Linked DNA regions of Mus musculus: region 2 is linked to region 1. A link is a contact called in ENCODE Hi-C or POLR2A ChIA-PET data. All regions are on one chromosome and are shown on one strand. Each heading gives the region's core, a stretch centred on a gene start or an enhancer-like site at or near the end of the contact. The rest is flanking DNA. Distances are from core to core; before and after follow the strand shown. Region 1 has its middle 32 kb from the start of Fads2. Region 2 holds the start of Fads1 (fatty acid desaturase 1).

Region 1 (5,562 bases), core at 2,785-5,284:
CTGGGTCATGACCTCAGGAGACTCAGCCAACTGCGTTCTCTACTCCATTTAGAGATTGTTATAATAAGGGAAATGAAACCTTTCTTATCCAACACTAATCTCCTATATGTCATTTCCCTCCAGCAAGGACATCACGTTTTCTGGCCATACCTAGTCTCATCTGTAAGCCAAGCACTGTAGTCACAGAAGGATGCCTGAGGAAGGAAAGCTGCCGAGAAACACTAAGGGGCCACAGAGACACCTGCCAGGTAACTCCTATCTCTTCCTCTTCCTGCATAGTTAAAGGTAAAATCAACATGAAATTTCAGCTTCTTTCATTTCTCATGACTCTGCAGAGTGTTATGGTTTAGATGTGGTGTGTTGTCCAAAGATCTGGGTGCTAGATGCTTAATTCTCACATGTGGTAGTTTGATTGAGAATGCCCCCCTGCATGCATATATATATATATATATATATATATATATATATATATATATATATGAATGCATGGTCTGAAATTGGTAGAACTGTTTGAGAAGGATTAGGAGGTGTGGCCTTGTTGGAGGAGATGTGTCACTGGGGTAGGCTTTGAGTTGTCAAAAGCCAATACCATTCCCAGTTAGGTCTCTCTGCCTTCTACTTGTAGATAAGAGATGTAAGCTCTCAGCCACAGATCCTGAGCCATGCCTGCCTGCCTGCTGCCATGTCTACTCACCCTCTGTAAGCCCCAAATAAACTCTTTCTTCTATACATTGTCTTGGTCATAATTATTGCTGGAGCAATTGAAAAGTAACTAAGACATCAGATAGATTCAAGAAATGGCCTCGCCCGGCGTGGTGGCACACGCCTTTAATCCCAGCACTTGGGAGGCAGAGGCAGGCGAGTTTCTGAGTTCAAGGCCAGCCTGGTCTACAGAGCGAGTCCCAGGACAGCCAGGACTACACAGAGAAACCCTGTCTCGTAAAACCAAAAAAAAAAAAAAAAAAAAAGAAAGAAAAGAAAAGAAAAAAGAAAAAAGAAATGGCCTCAGTAGGGTGATCCTGGATGTTAGGGTGCTGCTTTAAGAAGAAAATATATTTCTAAAGGAAGTTTAGAATAGAGCATAGAGCTGAGTGTGACTCTAGTTTCCTTTTTTGAGACATAATTTCTTGTTTCTACAACAAGTTCTTACCATTGCTACCAACCATAAGGAGACACAGTCACGTGGAAAGTCCTCACCACAGCCTGTGAAGTCCTATTTAGACTTTCAGTATCTAAAGCTGTGTGCCAAATAAACCTTCTTTCTTTATAAATTAGCCTGCCCTTCAGGTATTTTGTTACAGAAACAGAAAGTAGCAAACACACACATACATGGTAGCTAAAAAAATCAAGGGTGGGAGTCAAGGTGTGAGGTTCACAGAGAGGTAGCCATTTCTGGGACTGGCTAAGGACAGTTTTAGAACTTCTGAAAATTTCCTGAAAAGATTAGAAATGGTTCAGTACTGGGACCTCACCCCGATGGCTGATTGCCCCAGGTTTATGCTGGTCTGTCTATAGAGGGTATCCAGGCAAATCCAGGAAGAACATTGAGAGCCTGCCTACTCACCCTAGAAGGCGCTTGTGTTTGCAAAGGGAAAGAGGGTCAAGTAATGTTGTTTCTTTAGTCTGTAAGAAACTGTGGATTCTAATTAGGCTTTCAAAGAAGAGAAATGAGAGTTAAGGGAAAGGAGGGGAAATTGGGATGAGGTATAGTGGCACACACATGTCACCCAGGGCCACGTGCTGCAGCCCTTGGTGACTCCTGACAGTGGGCACATTAACACAACATTCCTTACGTTTAGTTCTTGAGTTCTGTCCATACTCCCCACCCCCAACGTTCTGTTGAATGAGATTCTCATTTCACTAACTCTGTCTGTAACGCTATCAGGAGGATTGAGAGTTTGAGGTCTAAACCTCACACTGAGACCCTGCCTCAAAAATAAAAAAGATAGAGAATCAAGGAGATCAATCTGGCTTGGAAAATGTCATAAACAGAGCTGGCAAGGTGGCTCTGTGGCTCAAGGAATTTGCCATACAAGCCTGGTGATCTGAATTTGATCTCTACAACCCACTTGAACGTGGAAAGGAGGCCGGGCGTGGTGGAGCACGCCTTTAATCCAAGCACTTGGGAGGCAGAGGCAGGCAGATTTCTGAGTTCGAGGCCAGCCTGGTCTACAGAGTGAGTTCCAGGACAGCCAGAGCTATACAGAGAAACCATATCTCGAAAAAACAAAACAAAAGAAAGTGGAAAGGAAGAACCAACTCCACAAAGTCGTCCTCTGGCTTCCACAGGTACATTGTGGCATGTGCCCCACCATTAAGACACAATAATAAATTTACAGAAAGGAAAATATCATAAAGGAAACCCAGTGACAAACAACCAGAAGATAAAAAGTGTTATGTTCACATTTAGTACAGAGCACCTATGAAACAGTGAAAGGAGACTCTCATCTCAACAGAAAGCAGAAGGGATATGGCCAGGTGACTCAAGAACTAGGCACAGTGAACCATGTGCAAACATACCCTCTCTCACAGGCTGCAAGCAAAGCGCAGCAGAATGGCGGTCATGGCCAAGTGTATCCTTCCACAGTTTCAGATCTTGGTCAAGCACAGCCTGAAAATATGAGATGGAAATTCTAGAAAAAACAAACAAACAAGTTACATGTTTTAAGTATTGAGTGGCCCAGGGGCATTTCACATCTGGCCCATTCAGTCTGCCCACAATGTGAGTAACCCCTCTGTCCACCCTGTCTATTCTGTATCCACAAAATACCTTCTGGTCACATGGTAGCCACGAGATTATGACATCAACTGTTCAAGTGACCCTAACAAAGTGACCTGATGCTCTGTCACTGTCACTCACCTGTGAAGATTTCATCACTTGAGTGACTCTCACCACAGAGTCCTGTCATAATCAGAGACTGGACACTATATATATTATATATATATATTATATATATATATCTATTATATATATATATATGCTCACTTTTATTTCTGTGGACATAATTAACATTAGCATGCTGTTACAATTGCTCTGTTTTAATTTTTATTTATTTATTTTTAATGTGTGTGTGTGTGTGTGTGTGTGTGTGTGTGTGTGTGCCTGTTCGTCTGAATATGCACCCAATGTGTGTGATGCCCACAGAGGCCAGAAGAGAGGTTTGGATCTCCTGGAGCTGGAGTTGCAGGTTGTTGTGAGCCGCTCAAAGTGAATGCTGGGAATCAAACCAAGGTCCTCTGAGAGAGCATCAAGCACTTTTAACCCACTGCGCCATCTCTCTAGCCCCCTATTCTACTATTGTCAGCTATTGTTCAGCTCCCTTTAGATAACTCTAGCTTGTGTTGACATAAAACTGTCCAGCACAGAATATAAAGAGAAATTCTTAGACCTCTGCCGCAAAACCACGCACAGAGTTGATGTTAGAGTTAAATATCCAGAAGGTTTCCCTCTGTATCCTCAGCTCACTACATTTGCATTCACCTCTGTCAGGTCATTAAGATCATGGTATTGGTGGGTCAGATAGAGTCCAGCAGTAAAGTGCACGGGGCTTTGGGTTCCATATCTCCCACCACACGTTGGGGGGGGGGGATGATGGAGAAGGGGAGGGGGAGGGAGGGAGAGAGGAAGAGAGACTAAGTATGGGTGGATGGATGGACTGCAGTGGCCCTTTATTGCAAACTCCAGTAGATTCTGTTCAGAGCCTATACGAAGCAAAGAAAATATATTCCTTTCACTTGTTTATTCGTGTGTGTGTGTGTGCATCCTGGCACATGCACATGTGGAGGCTGGAGGGAAAACCTGCAGGAGCTGGTTCTATCTTTCTGCTATATGGACCTCAGGAGTCAAACTCAGGTCATCAGGGTTGCTGGGAAGTGCCCACCTCACAGGCTCTCTAAGAAGCTTTTGACACTCATTAACATCCCCCTTGTCCTTTTACCCCGCTGCCATGAACTGTTGTCTCCAGTTTGCTCTTCCCTTCCCATCTTCCCTTCTCCTGGCTGGCTCCTTCCTGTCACTGTGGACTCCGCCTGGGGCTTGTCCTAAGATTTCCTTCTCACTCTCCAATTTCCTTATTTGGCCCTCTGCCCTGCAGTTTCTGGCCAGAGTGCTCTCTCCAGCTGTTGTTGCCTGGACAGCTCTGCTGGAACCATATGACCTTAGAATACTAAAACCTTAACCATAATGTCCTCTCTGCCTGCCCCAGCACCCCCTTCCTGCTGGCCAGGACCACTACCTAAAGCAGAAGCCACCATTGCTTTCTCTTTGCATCTGTCACTCTGCATCCAAGGAATGCTTTATAGCAAACCCATGCACGTCCCTTTGTGTCAGTCATAAAACCCCAGATTTTTCACTCATCTTAGAATGAAGCCCAAATCCTTGACCATGAGCCTCGTTTGGCTCCTTTTTTGTGGCTCCCTCTCTTCTTACTGAACAAGCCATCCAAAAACAGTTAGCAGATGCTTTCGTAGTTTGCATAAGGTCCTGGGTTCAGTCTCCAATACTATATAAACAGAGTACGGTGGGTGGCTTATGCCTATGACTTTAATACTTGAAGATGGAGATAGGAGGATCGGGGTTCATGAGACTCTGTCTCAAAACTAAGAGGGTTCAGGAAATGGTTCAGTGGGTAAAGTGCAGACTACACAAAATGGAGGAGCAGAAGTTGGATCCCTGACACTCATATACAGGACAAATGGGCACAGTGATCTGCCTGCAATGCCAGTGCTTACAAGGCAGAGCCAGCCGCCTCACTAGCCTACCTAGCTCTAGTTCAAATAAGAGACCCTGATTCAATACATAAAAGAGGATAGCAATCAAGGCAGATTCCTGATACCAGCCTTAGACATTCACAGGTATGTCCACACACATAGAGCAAGTACACATACACACCCAAATACATGCAAACATGCATATACATATGCATGTACACCAGGAACACAAATGCAGCCAAAAAAAAAAAATCTAAAGAAAGGAGTAGTTAGAAGTACTTGTAGGGGACCCAAGTTCAATTCCCTGTACCCACATGGCAGCTGAAAACCACCTGTAACTCTAGTTCCAGGGGATCTGATGCCCTCTCCTAGTGTTCTCGAGCAACGCATGTACATAGCGTACAGTCATACATGCAAGTTAAACACTCATACACATAAAGTAAAAATGAATCTTTTTTTTCAATTTTTTATTAGATATTTTCTTCATTTACATTTCAAATGCTATCCCGAAAGTCCCCTATACCCTCCCTCCCCACCCCACCCCCCGCCCTGCTCCCCTACCCACCCACTCCCACTTCTTGGCCCTGGCGTTCCCCTGTACTGGGGCATATAAAGTTTGCAAGATCAAGGGGCCTCTCTTCCCAGTGATGGCCGACTAGGCCATCTTCTGCTACATATGCAGCTAGAGACATGAGCTCTGGGGGTACTGGTTAGTTCATATTGTTGTTCCACCTATAGGGTTGCAGACCCCTTCAGCTCCTTGGGTACTTTCTCTAGCTCCTCCATTGGGGGCCCTGTGTTCCATACAATTGCTGACTGTGAGCATCCACTTCTGTATTATCCAGGCACTGG
Region 2 (5,211 bases), core at 2,635-5,134, 48 kb after region 1:
ACAGATCTTACACGCGCTCGCGACCGGCCAGGAAAGACGCAACAAACCGGAATCTTCTGCGGCAAAGCTTTATTGCTTACATCTTCAGGAGCAAGAGAGAGAATGGCGAAACCCCGTCCCTTTTTAAGGAGAATTATCCTCCGCCTAGGACGTGTCGCTCCCTGATTGGCTGCAGCCCATTGGCCGAGTTGTCGTCACGGGGAAGGCAGAGCACATGGAGTGGAGAACTACACTTGGCACATGCGCAGATTATTTGTTTACCACTTAGAACACAGGATGTCAGCGCCATCTTGTAACGGCGAATGTGAGGGCGGCTCCCCACATACAGAGAAACCCTGTCTTGAAAAAAAAAATCTTTTTTTATAAATGTAGTCAAAACCTTTAGCCTATCAGGACAAGAATCATTGTTCCATAGGGCACAAAAAAAGTTTGGGTTCAGGGAACTGGTACTTAACACATGGCTGAAATTTTAGAGTAGACTCTAGACTGGGCATCGTGGCACATTCCTTTAAGCTAGCACTCCAGAGGCTGAGCTAGGCAGATCTTTGTGGGTACAAGGCCATCCTCATCTACATGGTCAGTTCCAGGCCAGCCAAGGCTGCATAGAGAGGCCTTGTCTCAAATAACAAGACTTGCTTCTGACTCCCTACGTACATGGATGCGCTTATAGATATGAGAAGTTTGGTTTTTTTTCAATTTTCTTAAAATATTGTCAAGTTAAACTATAAAACAGCTCAATTTAATTGGATTTAAGGAAAATAAATGCCTTTCTAAACAAACTATTCTTCCCAGAGCATAAAAACTACCCCCAGATGCTTTCCAAGTTTGTGACTCAGCTTGTAAGTGATAATGTTTATGGGTCAATTAAAACAGCCATATCTTCGGAATTTTCCATATGAAGTATATTGCAGATACACATCTTTTTTTATTTATGCTTACCAGTAAAATGAGCTTATGTTATCTTTTTAAAATATGTACAAGTGTTTTACCTGTATGTATGTGTGTGTACCATGTATGTACCTGGTGGCTGTGGGGATCAGAGAAGCATGTCAGATTCCCTTGGAACTATAGTTAAAGATGTTTGTGAGCCACTGTGTGGGTGCTGGAAACCAAACCCTGGTCCTCTACAAGAGTAACAAGTGCTCTGAACTGCTGAACCGTCTCCCAAGCCTCGGGGTCATGTTATCCTATGTAGGTTTACAGATAAAGTGAACTCATGGTATAAAATATTTCAGCAAAAAAAAAAAAAATCCGGGGGCTGGTGAGATGGCTCAGTGGGTAAGAGCACCCGACTGCTCTTCCAAAGGTCGGAAGTTCAAATCCCAGCAACCACATGGTGGCTCACAACCATCCGTAACAAGATCTGACTCCCTCTTCTGGAGTGTCTGAGGACAGCTACAGTGTACTTACATATAATAAATAAATAAATAAATAAATCTTTAAAAAAAAAAAAAATCCATGATGATGGCTAGCATTTTAACATACCATCTTTGTAAGCCATGACGATGGTGACTCTTCATCAGTATTGACTTGATGGATCACCCTCGCCCAGGGGACACACCTCTGGGGGTGTCCGTGAAGGGTTTCCCAGAGAGGACTGCCAGAAGAGGGAAGGACTGCTCTGAAAGTAAGTGGCACAATTCTATGGGATCCTGAACTCAAGTGGGTAAAGGAGAAAGGCATCGGAATGTGAGCAGTCCTCTTATCTGTCTCCTGGCTTGCCTGAATGTGAGCAAGCTCGGAATGCCACAGCTGGTGCCATGGCTTCTGCCTATGCTATGCCCATGCCTACCCTCGCACTAGGAGCCGTATTAAACCCTCCTTCTTAAGCTGCACCTTGTCAGTATTTTGGCACAGCTGGGAAAAAGCAGCTAATACAGCAATCTAAGCATTAATTGTTCAAAACATGTGATAAAGGGACAGCAAGGCCGCTTAGCAGGTAAAGGTACTTCCTAGAAGCCTGATGACCTGAGTTTAGTCCCCAACACCCACATGATAGAAGGAGAGAATAGACTCCCGCAGGTTTGTCTTCTGATATCTACATATAGGCTGTGGCATGTATGGTTTTTTTCCACTGACACACACAGGTAAATACTCTAAATAAATAAATAAATAAATAAATAAATAAATAAAATTAAAAGATTTTAAGTAGTAAGATATAAGATAAATTTTTCATATAAAATTAATACTTCTTATGCCAGAATGGTTTAGCACCATTATCAAGAACGGGAAACTGAGGCTGAGGAATGTCCGTGCAGACAGTTTAGTTCTCACACTTAGCCAGAGCAAGAGCGAAACTCCAAGGAGAATAGAGATGTTTTGTTCCCAGTAAAGTTCCCTATTGCAGAAAGACCCACAATACACAGAATTGTTAGAGAACAGGCTCTGTGCCACAGTTGGCAAACGGCGCTCTAAAGAAGCTCATGCTTCCAGAAATAGAGATTGCTAGATTCACCAGTCTACACACTGCTGGTGTAACCACTGCTGAGGCTGTCACACAAACTTCACGATTGATTGCGTCCTACTGTCTCCTGACAATTAAGGCCACTAAACCTGTATAATTCTAATTAATATAGTGAAACACAGTGGTGCTTGCCTATGATTACAGCACTTGGGAGGCCAAAGCAGGGCGATCATTGCAACTTCGAAGCTAATCTGTTCATCACAGTGAGTTCCAGATCAGCCAGGGCTACTGCTTCCAGGGACAAAAATAACAACAAAACACAATACGAAACTAAGATCACTAGAAATAGAAAATGCTAAAGCTAATTGCAAATGTTAAACTACATACAAAGAAGGCAAGGCTGGCCTTTCTTCGTTTTATTTTTGTTTTAAAATCGTTTTTAAAATTGCATTTATTTATTTATTTACGTGTGTGTGTGTGTGTGTGTGCTGCCATGAATTGCAGGCAATGTAGGCTAGAAGAAAAACTTGTGGAAGTCAGTACTCTCCTTCCATCTTGTGGGTCCCAGGGATCCATTTCAGGTCACTGGGTTTTGCATCAGGCAACTGTTCCTCCTGAACCATAGAGCTATCATTAGTATTGTTATCATCATCATCATCACCACCACCATCATCATCATCATCACATTTTAGTTAGTGCATGTGTGTGTGTGCATGCGTGCATGTGTTAATTGTGTGTGTGTGTTCCTAAGTACTATATTCTTGTAAGTCAAAAGTGACGGCCAATCATAGCAGACAAGACTTCTGTTAGCGTTGGGCTATCACGTGAGCAAAAGCCTGGAACTGTAGCCAATCAGTCTCTTTCTTTATGTTAGTCCTCTTTCTTTCCACACATGCTAACTGCCCACCTTGCTAGGAAGGGGGATCTCTGAACGGCTACTGGGTCAGGATGCTGTTTTGTTTGCTAAAGCCACTGTGTTTAATTTGTCACGTGTTTCCTAGGGGCAGGAAATTGACAGAACGTTTGCCTTAGCACAATCTGCTGTATGAAACAGAACGTGGAAAGCAGTGCCTGTAAACCCAGAACTCAGGAGAGTCAGAGGTTCAAGGTCATTCTCAGCTACACAGTGAGTCTGGGGCCGGCCTGAGCAACATGAGAACTGTTTTCTTTTCTATATGTTCACACCAAGCTTCTATGCGCCCTTGGGACCTCCGCCTTAGCTACATCAAGCTGTGACGCACTCAAAGGAACCGTTATCCTATCAATCCCTACCATGCTCAATAAAAAAATAAATAAATAAATTCCGAAGTGGAATAGCCTGGAGACCACTTTCAGGCCCCGCGAGGGGGCGCGTCTCTGCCGCTGGAAGTAGCCTGAGTCTCTCCGGGGAGTGGGGAGTCTGTCTTTGCTACCCGAGAGAGGCGGAGCTCGCGCCCCACGCCACTCGGCTCAGCCAATGGGAGCTCGCGCCGCGGGGCTCGGCGGTCCGCGCCAAGGGTGCTGAAAACCCTGCGCGCGAACGGCGGTCTCCGGGCGCGCGCTCGAGGCAGCCCGACGCTCCCCTAGTTCGCGAGCCTGGCGTGCGCTGCCCCGCGGCCCGGAGCGCGCACCTCTCAGACTCCAGCTTCCCCCGCCAAGCTTGCTATGGCTCCCGACCCGGTGCCGACCCCTGGCCCGGCCTCCGCCCAGCTCCGCCAAACGCGCTACTTTACTTGGGAGGAGGTGGCGCAGCGCTCCGGGCGGGAGAAGGAGCGATGGCTCGTGATCGACCGGAAGGTGTACAACATCAGCGACTTCAGCCGCCGCCACCCGGGGGGCTCCCGGGTCATCAGCCACTACGCGGGTCAGGATGCCACGGTGAGAGCGGACAATAGGCGCATCTGCACCTCGGGGAGGGACATTGGCGGGGAGAGAGGCCTTTGAACCCGGGATGCAAGCGCCTGAGAGACCGGAGCGGTAGACGGTGGCCGGAGACACGCACACTCAAACAAAGGGCTGGTTGCACATCCGTGCTTTGCCTCTGGAGTCTCAAGCATGGGTTGGATAGGAGGGAATGAGCTTTCCAGGCACCCGTTCAACGGTACTTGCAACCTCCGGTGGTGGGAGGAGGAGTCTGAGCAGAGAGTGGGAGTCGCGTCCTGTCTGCCAGGCTAGGAGGGTGAACACAGCCTTGTCTGACCTAGAGAACTGGCCCTAAGTTGGGATTCGGAGCGGAAAGGAAGTGGGAAAGGACTGCTTGCGCTAGGGATGACACTGAGGACCCGGTGCTTGGGCATCACCTGTACATTGTGAAGCCCGGAGGGTAGGGTAATGAACCTGAGCCGGTCCAAGACAGCTTGCAGTTGGAGTCGTAAAACTGTACTCGGATTCTTAGTGCGAGGTCACTTGGGCCAGGGAGGTCGACTATTGAGGGAATAGGGCTCCCGCGCGATTAGACACTTCGCGGGGTCGCGTCCCTTTTCCGTTGTAGCTTACTGAAGGAAGAGTCAGTACGAACCCCAGCTTCTGTCTAGTGGCCCTGTTTTCTCTTTTTAGACCATATCCTCCCTCAGAGGCGAGGGCCGGACTAGGAATGACTTAGGACAGAGCATTCTTTGACAGGATTGTCATCTGTTGGGTCTCTACATTTGGGTCCATCTCCCTTTTAACTACCTAATGCCATCCCTCCGACCTCTTACTCCTTGTCTGCCAGTCTAACGTGCTCCCGGGGTCCTCAGGGTTCCTATTAAGTTGCCCATGAAGTTAGAGGTGGAGGGCCTTAGCGACCAGGCTAGAAGGAGCCGGTTTCTAGAAGTAACCACCCAGAA

What was found. A loop is a pair of places that touch in the nucleus more often than their neighbours do. ChIA-PET counts read pairs that join two places held with the same protein, here RNA polymerase II (POLR2A).
Region 2: POLR2A ChIA-PET joins it to region 1 with 14 read pairs in embryonic stem cell. The contact joins the promoter of Fads1 here to the enhancer-like site in region 1. A Hi-C loop is called at or near these places in 3 of 37 maps with a recorded cell type or tissue (adrenal gland, left cerebral cortex and v-Abl transformed pro-B cells). POLR2A ChIA-PET finds 5 or more read pairs at or near these places in 5 of 5 experiments (Patski and embryonic stem cell).

The regions. Positions count from the first base shown.
Region 1 is chr19:10,130,822-10,136,383 of GRCm38, forward strand. No RefSeq gene overlaps it. Among named protein-coding and RNA genes, the nearest start is that of Fads2, 32 kb to the left of the region's middle. Within about 2 kb of position 4,035, at least 1 of the 3 ENCODE cell types and tissues checked has a DNase peak (open chromatin) inside an H3K27ac peak, as active enhancers do.
Region 2 is chr19:10,179,004-10,184,214 of GRCm38, forward strand. It overlaps Fads1 (fatty acid desaturase 1), which reads left to right and starts at 3,885. Exons shown (of 12, transcript NM_146094.2): 1 at 3,885-4,261. The coding sequence starts at 4,049. It also overlaps the pseudogene Gm50359.